Linked DNA regions of Homo sapiens: region 1 is linked to region 2. A link is a loop called in an ENCODE intact Hi-C map of the cell type or tissue named here. Cell type or tissue: PC-3. All regions are shown on one strand. Links, peaks and the distances in the headings refer to the core of each region. The heading gives the core; the rest is flanking DNA. Region 1 has its middle 160 kb from the start of SMAD2. Region 2 has its middle 93 kb from the start of SMAD2.

The links. Peaks named below come from ENCODE experiments on the same cell type or tissue, not always from the same donor. Only the 100,000 strongest peaks of a DNase experiment are listed, where the experiment ranks them.
Region 1: a loop joins it to region 2, with 15 times the contacts of the local background. A loop is called at or near these places in 84 of 110 quality-filtered maps.

What each region holds. Positions count from the first base shown.
Region 1 is chr18:47,770,216-47,775,585 of GRCh38, reverse strand. No RefSeq gene overlaps it. Among named protein-coding and RNA genes, the nearest start is that of SMAD2, 160 kb to the left of the region's middle. In PC-3, for the core only: a CTCF peak has its summit at 2,769 (motif pointing left); no DNase peak of the experiment used is centred there.
Region 2 is chr18:48,020,794-48,026,163 of GRCh38, reverse strand. No RefSeq gene overlaps it. Among named protein-coding and RNA genes, the nearest start is that of SMAD2, 93 kb to the right of the region's middle. In PC-3, for the core only: CTCF peaks have their summits at 2,192 (motif pointing left) and 3,324 (motif pointing right); DNase peaks (open chromatin) are centred at 2,313 and 2,713; H3K27ac peaks cover 1,479 bases.

The sequences.
Region 1 (5,370 bases), core at 74-5,073, 250 kb after region 2:
CTCATCCTTATCTCAGCTGACAACTGATAGACCCAGGGGTGAGCACCTTGGCCCAGGTTGGACCCATCTGTCTCTTTCCTGGACTTCAGGGTGGGGACTAAGAGAGAAGTCCACCTTATTCACATTTTTTCCCACATGTCCTGGAGAAGGCAGTCTAAAGACAGAGAAAGACTGAAGGAATGGAGCCGTGTAGAGTATGAATGATGCAGGGAGAGTGGACCCCAATTCCAGTTGTTTCTGAACCCCAGCTCATCCTTGCACTTAGATTGTTTTTGTTTTGTTTGTTTGTTTGTTTTTTGTTTTGAGATAGAGTCTTTCTCTGTCTTGCCCAGGCTGGATGCAGTGGTGGGATCTCAGCTCACTGTGCAACCTCCACCTCCTGGGTTGAAGTGATTATCCTGCCTCAGTCTCCCAAGTAGCTGGGATTACAGGCGCCTGCCACTGTGCCTGGCTAATTTTTTGTATTTTTAGTAGAGACAGGGCCAGGCTGGTCTCTACTAAAGACCATTGTCCAGGCTGGTCTTGAACTCCCGACCTCAGGTGATCCACCACCTTGGCCTCCCAAAGTGACTGCACTTAGTTTCTTATAAACAATTTTCACTTGTGGTGAAGCTAGTTTGAGTTGGGGTTCTGTTACTTACAGTGAAAATATGAGCCTTTGTGCCTTCATATTTGGAGACCGGAGTATTTATGATCAATATTTAAAACAAGACCTAGTTCCTACCTTTATCAGCAGCATTAACCAAACGGTTAGAGACCTAGACAGGCTGACAGCCCCATCGTCCTCTGTATTGGCAGAACCACTCTTGGGTCTTTGGGTCCATTTCCAAGAGATACAGTGCAAGATAATAAAATGAGGAGGGTGGGAGCCTGGGAGGGGTTTGGGAACAGAGATCTAACTCTAAGAAGCTCTTTGCCAGGACAAATGAGGGCAAGACATTGTTTTCCTTTTCACTGCTGTGTCTCTTAAGCCTCAGACAGGGCCTTGAATAGTGCCTGGCACATGGGAGATGCACATAAAGCATTTATGGAATGAGTGTAATGTGGGAGTGCTCACTTCTCCGGTGTTCTAGAATAGAGGGCTTCCACGTTTGTGAGAAGTATTGGTGGCTAGGGGGAGTGGGGAGAATGGAAGATGTGGATCGCAATGAAACTGAGGTTTGATGGCAGGAAGATACCCTAGGGCGGGGGTGGTGTGGAAGTGGCCCATGTTCTGTGTTGCTGCCTCCAGCTCGTGCCTGCTGGCCTCTGTGCCATTGTTTATGTCATCTCACCTACCAACCTTGGGGACCCCATTTCCTCAAGTCCCATCCCTCTGTGATGACTTTACTGACCACCCCAGCTGGAAGAGCTCCTTTCCTCAGTGCAGCTCACCTGGCAGTTATTTACATAGTGTCTGGCTTGACAGCTCAGTTGGGAGCTCTTGAAGGACAAGGACGTGATCGTCATCAGCACACCCCTAACCCTCCTAGAACCTGCCCCACAGCAGCATTCAGGGCACAACAGCTGATGAGCCCAGGCCTGGACCAGGCTGGCTGACATGGAAGGTTCAGGGAGAATGTGGGCAAGGTGACTGAGACCTCTGTTTCTACTGGTCCTCCTTCACTTCTGTCAGTCCATGATTCTCTCAGCATTTCATTTGTGCCCTTTTATTTCTTCTCCTGGACTGTTAGTTTACAGTCTTGTTAGGGGTAATTCCGCTACCCCAGAAATCAATGCCTTGTGACCTGTTGTGCAAAGTGCATGGGCTCCCCGAGACCTTCAGAGCAGCCCACAGGGCGCAGAGAAGGGGGCAGTCTCTCCTGCGTCCTAAGTCCTGCCTCCCCCTGCTCCCTCCCTCTCCAATGCCACCCTCTCTCCCTGATTCCTTTTGGGTAAAAGAGCATTAGTTATTGATTTTTTTTTTTTTTTTTTTTTTTAATGACAGGGTCTCACCCTGTCGCCCAGGCTGGAGTGCAGTGGTGCAATCTTGGCTCATTGCAGCCTCTGCCTCCTGGGTTCAAGCAATTCTCCTGCCTCAGCCTCCCGAGGTGCTGGAAGTACAAGCACACGCCACCATGCCTATCTAATGTTTGTATTTTTAGTAGAGATGTGGTTGGCCAGGCTGGTTTCGAACTCCTGACCTTAAGTGATCCTCCTGCCTTGGCCTAACCAAAGTGATGGGATTACAGGCATGAGCCACTGCCCCCGGCATGATTTTTTTTTTTTTAATTCCAGGTTTGAGGCTCCTAGACAATCAGTCAGTTCATAATCCTCCAAGTCGCGAAGTACCCACTCCCACCAACTTTTATAAACCCCTGTCTTCGAACAAGATGACCTTGGCTTTCTTTCAGCCTCCTTTGCTGAAGCCGTTGACTGGTATCACCAGGATAAACACAGGCGTGGGCTGACCACAGGGAGCAGAGGTGCTGGGCCTGATTTAGCCTCTAGGCCTTGAGGGGGTAGCTGATGGGGCAAGCTTCCTGGGCGGGATTACAAGAAATCCTAGGGCATCCTTGGGCGGTGTGTCTGGGGGGTCCAAGGGTGTTCTGAATCTGTGTGACCATAGTGAGCGGCTGTGCCGAGGCATTCTTCCAGGGAGAGGGTCAGTAGTTTTCATCGGTTTCTCAAAGGAGCCTGTGACTTTCAAAACTTTAAGGAGGCTGGCGTGGATGATCTCCCTCGAGGTCCTTCCTGCTTCAGCCTCTGCACTTAGGAGTTAAGAGCTTTGTTAGGAGCCACGGAGTGGAGACACAGGCAGTGGCTGATTCCTGGGCGCCGCCTTCTGGTGGTGGGGTGCATAGCACCTTTGGGCAATTGGAAAACCCCTGGGCCGACTTCCTGTCTGGACAAGCCCTAGGAAAGGCTCTGGGAGGAGTTTTTGGAATCTGGGTGCAGCTGCCTTCCCTCCCAAGAGATGGAGAATGGTTCTGGTCCAAATATGGAAGGGAAACCCTGGCAGGTCACATTCCTTCTCCTCGTTCACTCTGCACTTGGCTTCTGAGCCCCCTCAGGAGGCTGCATGGGAGTTGAGAGTCAGGAACCATGTTAGCCCTGGTCTGGTCTGGGTAGAGGGTGTGGCAAGAGTGGCCTTGGTTTGGGAGGGAGGAAGTTTTGCCTTAACTAGGGGTAGAAGACCTAAGGAACCCTGGCCAGAATAAAGGCAGAGCTTTGTACATCTCAGAAGGCTTCCCTCAAATCAACGCCTTCACCCTACTTCCATCGGGAGAGGCAGGTCCTGTCTGAGTCCAATTCACAGATAAGGACAGTGAGGCCCATGTAGGTGATGTGATTTGCCTAAGCCTACACAGCTAGACGGATTTGGATCCAGTCTTTCCACTGGAAGTCCCACTGAAGATAAACACTCCCACCTTCCCCAGCCTCCTTGCCTCCTCCCCTGACACCCCCGCTTGGGCTGCCTGGGGTCAAGAACCTGCATTTAGCTCAGCATGCTTCTGGTGGGTGGAGTCCAGGGGGAAGGGTGAGAGTCCTGCTTTCTAGTTCCTTCCACCCTCCATGTGCAGTGGACCCATAGGACCAGACCAACTGCCTTGGGCCTGGGGCAGAGCAGGGCAGGAAGCTGAGGCCGCCTCCTCAACAGGGGTGCTCCCTGTACCATCCTCCCTGAGGTTGGAAGGCAGCTGCTTTGGGATAACAAAAAGGAAGGCCCCAGTTCCCACATCAGAGTGTAAAGCAATGGGGCTCAGCATCCCACTGGGTGTTGGAGGCTGAATATGCAATAGAAGCCACGGAAGGTTTGACCATCAAGTGATGGGTCCATGACATGTTACTGAATGTAAGTCAGGTTGAAGCTGGGAGGATGGTATTACAGAGCCCTTTGTCTTCCCAGCTTAGTTGCCACTTCCTCTGGCAAGCATCCCTAATGGCCACTCTGAGTTTGGGAACCTTCCCCCGTCTTCCTCCCTGGTACGTGGAACTCACATGCTCATTGCATTTGACACTCTCCATTGTATTTTCCCATTTGCTTGTCGGTAGCCCTCTTAGGCTCTGGGCATCTAAAGGTAAGACCCCGTTTGTCACATTTCACTATGGTAACATCACATTTCACTATGGTAACCCAAGCATTTAGCCCACAGCCTGGCACATGATAGGTGCTTACAAAAATGTGTTGAATGAGAAACAGATCCTATCACATAGTATCCTGGTCAGAAATAGAATTGTTGGGAAATTTCTTACCTGGACAAGAATTCTGAGATGTTCAGAGGAGGACAGACAGCTACCAGGTTCCCCAGAAAGACACAAAGGAGCAAGGATTCCTTGGTTCTGCCTCGAGTCCCAGCATGAGTGGGTCTCCTGGCTGCAGTGTTCATGAGTTCTGTGTCTTGGTCGAGCTGTCTCAGTGGAGACTTGACTGTGCAGGATGCTGTGAGTTTGTGTGAAGTTCATGGCAATCCTGGGGGGAAAGGCCTTTCTTTTCGTGGCTCCATTCATTGTACTTTTTCTCTGGGTCAAAAAAGGGATATACTATCAGGCTTTCAGTAAATTTTAAAGAGTTATTGAATTTTGAATACATTTTAAAGAACATTATACACATGCGCATATAAAAGATATAAAGAAAAAATAAAATGAATATACATCTACTGTGCATCAAGCTTAAGAAATTGTTTTTATATATATTGTATGTTATTATTATTTAGTTCAAAATAATTACTAAATTTCCATTGTAATAACCTTGAAAACTCCCATGTTATCTCTTCCAAATCCCTTTGCCACCTCCGGAGGCTCCAGCCTCCTACATTTTATGTTTATTGTGTCCTTTTATTAAATAACCTATGACATGTGTATCTGTCAAAAACAATATGTTATTTAGTTTTGAATGTTTTTGAAATGTATTTAGGTCGCATCATATTGTATACATTCTTCTGTGACTGATTTGATCCATTCTGGTAAGTGTAGCTATGTTTCAGTTGTTTTCACTGCTGGTCAATATTCTATTTTATGACCAAATCACAGTATATTTATCTATACTTCTTTCTTTAGAATAATATTTTGATGGTATATGTATTTTCCATTCTTTTGCTTTCAGACTTTCTGTGTTTCTGTGTTTTAGGAATGCCTCTTGTAGGTAGCTTGTAGCTGGATTATTAAGAATTCAGTTGTACAAACTTTATCTTTTAACTGGAAAGTTAATCCATTTTGTTTACGGTTTTAATGATAAATTTGGATTTACTAATATTATCTTATTTTGCATTTTCTACTTGTCCAAGTTTCTTCATTTCCTTTTTTTTTCTTTTTGAAACAGGTTCTTGCCCAGGCTGGAGTGTAGTGGCATGATCATGGCTTACCACAGCCTCGACCTCCTGGGCGCAAGCGATCCTTCCACTTCAGCTTCTCAAGTAGCTAGGACTACAGGAGTGTGTCACCATGCCT
Region 2 (5,370 bases), core at 300-5,299:
GCCTCTTTTCTATTTTTGATTCCTTTCTTGCTGTAGTAGGCAACGTCTATGCAGCGTTTCTTGGTACAGAGAAAAGAACAGATCCGGGTTTCCAATTTAGACTCCTCCAAGCTGTGTGTCTTCAGTCTAATCACCCCTCCACTCTGGTCTTCCCTTCCCTCACCTCTAGTAATAAAGGAAATGGAGTAATCAGAGCTTCTCGAAGTTCTCCATCTAAACACCCCTCAGCAGAGGGGGCCAGCTGATTGGCAAATTGGGGGCAGAACACTAAAGAAATAGCCCAAAGTAACCTATCTGTAGTGTAAAACTCTGAAGTCTCCTGTTTTGGCTTTGAAATTCATGCTTCTGCATTCTATTACATAACATTTGTCTTAATATAAAAACATCGTTTTGATCGACTTGCCAGTTAAGTGACTTGCCTTTTCCCCAGAATCTTCTAGTGAAGTCGAACTGTTCCTTGGCCACCCTACAGCTTTGGGAGGCCCCAGCCCATGGCTGAGGGCTCAGGGGTAAGCATAGCCCAGTGCAAGAAATGCAAGGCCAGCTGCTCGTCAAGATTCTGCTCAGCTCGGCCATTCTAGGATCATGTGGTCCTCATTCTGGGGGTCAGTGTCCACTGAGTGACATAGGTGAAGATGGAGAAGGGGAAGGGAACTGGGCCCAGTGGGCCTTGACCCCTGGGTGCTCCTGATCTCCTGTGAGTAAAATCTCCTTCTAGCCCTGGCCAGGTGGGAATTCCATGGAGCCCGGCCATGTGTGACCTGCACCCTGGGACCCCAAGGTGCTAAGGGAGGTGGGGTCCTGACAGCAAAGGAGCCTCCAGTGGAGGGAAGAGGGAGTGAAGGAAGGAGGATGAGGCCTCCGAAGACAGGCCAAAGAAACCTGTGCAGCTTACCTGGAGAAGAAGTCTTAAGGAATACATGAACAGGCCTTGGGACTTCAACAGGTGTGTTGGGGAGGGGAAACTTTCACCAAAAATTTGGCCAACCCAAGCCAATAGGAGAGAGATTGCAGGAGGCAACTGGGTGCCCAAAAAAAGGAAGAGAACTTCCTAACATCTGGAGTTGCCCTAAAGAGGAACGAGGTCCCTCGTGAAGGAGTGAGCTCTCAGTCAGCACAAGAGTTCAACACTGCCTCTCAAGAATGTTGGAGACCTGGCGCAGTGGCTCAGGCCTGTAATCCCAGCACTTTGGGAGGTTGAGGAGGAAGGATTGGATTGCTTGAGGCCAGGAGTTTGAGGTTCCAGTGACCTGTGATCACACCACTGTACTCTAGTTGGGGTGACAGAGCGATATACCCTGTATCAACAAAAAAAAAGAATACTGGAGAAGAGAGTCTCTAGGGTTCCTTCCATCTAATTTGTGAAAAGGTGAATACATATCCACCATATGACCATGGAAGAAGAATCATGCCAGAAGGAGTTGGGTGACGAGTGAAAAAGAAGCACTGGGCAGGTTCACAAAACTCAGCGTGGTGGCCCAGGGCTGCTGACCCCATTCTCCCTAAACCAGTCACCTGCAGCAAGTTGGGGCCAGAGAAGGGGACTCCATAGAAAAGCCGTGGTTCTTATTTAGAGCCCCCAAACATGTGACAAGAGAACAGTAAAGACCCAATGGGAAATAAGACCCTCATCTCAGGCCTTTATCTGACCCAGAGTCTGCCCCTTCCTGAAGAACAGAGCCCTTTACAGACCCCACTCCTCCTTTCCTGGGGCCTGGACAGCTTTTCCTCCCTGAGGGAACTCTGAGCTTACTGCAGAACAGGCAACCAGCATGTAAAGGGCACTTCCGGAACAGGGCACAGCCGGGTGCCCTGTACGTGGCCCTTCCCCTCTGAGAATGGGTGAAGTTGGGACTTCATAAGGGCAGCAGGGTCAGTGCCCCAGCTAGAAGCATGAGCCAGCGGGTGTGGGGGGCCCTATGGAAGGGAAGTGCCAGGCAACACTCATGCCAAGGGACCTCCAAGGACCTGGGACATCCTGGGACAAATTCCAGAATGAGGAGGTTTGTATCCAGTGAATTTCCCTCCCCAACTCCCCTGTGTCCTCCTTTTCTCTGCTCCTAAGTCCTTCTTCCTAACACAACTACCCCTCTGGGTGTAGACACCCTTTCTCTCTGCCCTCCCCTCTGTCCAAACCTGCCCTGAAAGGAGTCATCAAATGTGAACGTGATTCAATGGCTCCCTCTCCTGGCCTTTGCCACCCTGCTCCTCATTCAAGGTGGAAAGAAAGGCCCCTCGGCAAAGCACTGTCAGATTGCCAGCAGCAGACAAGCCTGGTTTCTCTGGGCAGAGGAGCCTTGAAACTGCACCCTTGAACAGTTACTGGCCTCGCAGCTCCCGCCCATCCCTCCTTCATCCCACTTCCTGGCTCAGAAAGGGATGGGGAATGTGGGACCTTTCGCTCCTTTCAGGTTTGAAGGCTGAGGACTGAGTCAGACAGGAATTTCCATAAATTGATGGAAGGAGGATTCCCTGGGGAGATCCTGCTCCTTTTTCCTCCTTGGCACACCCTAGGCAGGGGCTGCTATGACCTTGAGTGGCAGTGCCCACGTGGCCTAAACCAAAACGTATGGGTCCAGAAAGGGCCTGACATATAAAAACAAAACATCTCAAATTTGCCCTGGAAAACCTGGAACCTGGCCACATTATCTGCAGCCAGACACACACACACTCACACACACACACTCAGTCACTGGACAAATGGTGCATAGGCTGATGTCATCTCTCCTTGTAACAATAGGAGACACGACAGTGCATGAGCAAGACCCGGCAAAGCCATTTTCCCCACAGGTCACCCTGCTGGAATATGTATAATGCACACTCACATTTTCATCCTTGCGCTCCCGTCTTTAACCATGAACGCTGACCCTGACAACAAAAACAAAAGAATAAACAAATAGGTTTCCAGAATAAGGAAGGAAGATAGCGTGAATTAGATCATTTTCCCATGTTCCTCTCACAATTAATAAATGAAGTACAAACCCTCTGAGTAACATAGGTGCCTTATGCCTTCTTGGAGACCCTTGCTTCCATGAGTCATCTGGTTTCAGCCCCAGGAGGCATGTATCAGCATCCCTATTCGTATCAGTCGGAGTTATTCGTCAAACACCAGAAGCCACTTCAGCTAGCTTAAGTAGAAAAGGCATTTACTATAGGAAATTAAGTCTCTTTCAGAATTTTCACAAAAGCCAGAAGAGAGTCAGGCCGGCAGAGCCACCAAGATCAGTTGTCCAGGTTGCATACTACACAACACCACTACATTTAGAGGCTGCCATTCACACCCTAGACAGATTGGTACATTTGTGTACTAAAGAATTTTCCAGCAGAGGGCAGTAAAGCATCTTGAAGGGGTGCCTAATCGTCTAATTTGCACAAAGTCGCCAAGTGGACTAGGGGTAGCACACGGCCTGGAAACAAGGAAGCCCAGAACCACCCAAGCCACACTGTGTCAGATCGTTGCAGCTCAGGCCCTGGGCATGGGGACTCTGTCTTGTGGCCCCCCTCTCCACCAGTGTCTCCTGGGAAAATGGGTGCCACACTCTGTACTCCCTCACACTGCTCTCCGCAGCGTGAAGTCTAATGCTGGCGCATCTGTTTGGAAGAGCCCAAGACCCATGCCCCCACCTGATCGCAGCTGCCTGGGAAAGCAAGCGCCTGGCTCCGCTGGCCTGAGAAGGAAAGATTCATGATGTCAATTCTCCAACAGAAGAAGAGTTTCATTAATGCTGGGGGGCCTCAAAACGTGATATGGCCATGCCGTATTCTGCAGATGAGAGGCCTGAAGCTCCAAGTGGCAAAATGGTGAGGATAAGGCCACCAGGCAAGCTCTAGCAGAGCCGGAACTGGAACCCAGAGCCACTAACCCCAGAGCCAGGACTGGAACCCAGAGCCACTAACCCCCGGACCACGGTGCCGCCCTGCCCTCTTTGAGGTGGAGGACCAGAATGAGGCCCACTGTTCCCACTAGGAACAGAAGTCTATTTAGACAAAGCACATTCCGGCGGTCTTCCTCCTGATACCTCAGCCCTTTACAGATATTGGTAAATACTCCTTCACGGTGTCACCCACCCCAAGTCAAGGGAACACTGCCTTCCTAACTGTAAGCGCTGGTCATCGTGGTTCATCAGCATGGGTGGTCTAGGTCCCCTCTCTCCCTCAGCAGCAAGTACAGCCATAGAGGCTTTCTCGTCACATTCGGAGCCCAGGATGCCTTTAATCCATACCTCCCTGCTGTTGCTGAGTAGTCAGCTCTGTGCTGAACCTCCCTCCCCAAAATGGGGTTCCTGAATTCAATCAGCACTGCAGAGTCGGGTGTGTCTTGTAATTAAAATTTTTTTTATTCTGCCATTTCAACATCCTTCCCATAGGAGCCACACTCGGAAATGCAAAAGTGCATTTTCATTTCCAAATGGCTGGGACTCCCAAGCAGGGGGGCCTTTGTGGGGGTAGCAAGGACATAGCAAAATGTGCCACTGTGGACATCCAGGGAACACAAGGGTTCACTACTTGACATCCTCCTCCAGACCGAGAGCTCCTGTCAGCTGGAAAGTATTTGGGAGGCTCCCACACTCCCAGTCTCAGTTCAGGTTTAGCCTTCCACCCTGGGGGGTGCTGGCAGACTGACCCAGTGCTTCTGTCAGGGTAAGAGTCCCAGTGTCACTCAGTGTTCTGGCTTAGCCTCTTCTTCACTCATAAAAAGGAGGTGACAACACCTACCTGGAAAGTCCCCGTGGGGTTTGGGTGGGACATGCGCAACACTGGCCCTTCCTGCCACTCAGTAGGTGCCTGAAAGTGTGGGTGTCTTTTCCTTTTTAACATCAATAACATTTAAAGTAATTATACCTATTGATCTTTCCTTCCCCTTTTCCTTTGCTTTTCTTGTGTTCTTAAAATGGAAAAAAGAAGAAAGGGAGGGAGGGGAGGAAAGAGAAGGGAGGGGAGGAAGGGAGTCAGGTTAGAAGGGAGTAGAGGAGGGAGAGGAGGAGAGGAGGAGGAGAAGGGGTAGAAGGGAGGAGAGGAAGGAGGGGAGTCAGGCTAGAAAGGAGGAGAGGAGGGAGGGGAGGAGGGGAGTTGGAGTAGAAGGGAGGAGAGGAGGGAGGGGAGTCAGGTTAGAAGGGAGGAGAGGAGGGAATGGAGGAAGGGAGTCAGGTTAGAAGGGAGAAGAGGAGCGAGGGGAGGATAGGAGTCGGGCCAGACAGGAGGAGAGGAGGCAGGAGAGGAGGGGAGTTGGGGTAGAAGGGAGGACAGGAGGAAGTGGGGAGGGGAGTTGAGATAGAAGGGAGGAGGGGAGTCAGGTTAGAAGGGAGGAGAGGAGGGAGGGTAGGAGGGGAGTCAGGTTAGAAGGGAGGAGCGGGGAGGAGCGGAGTCAGG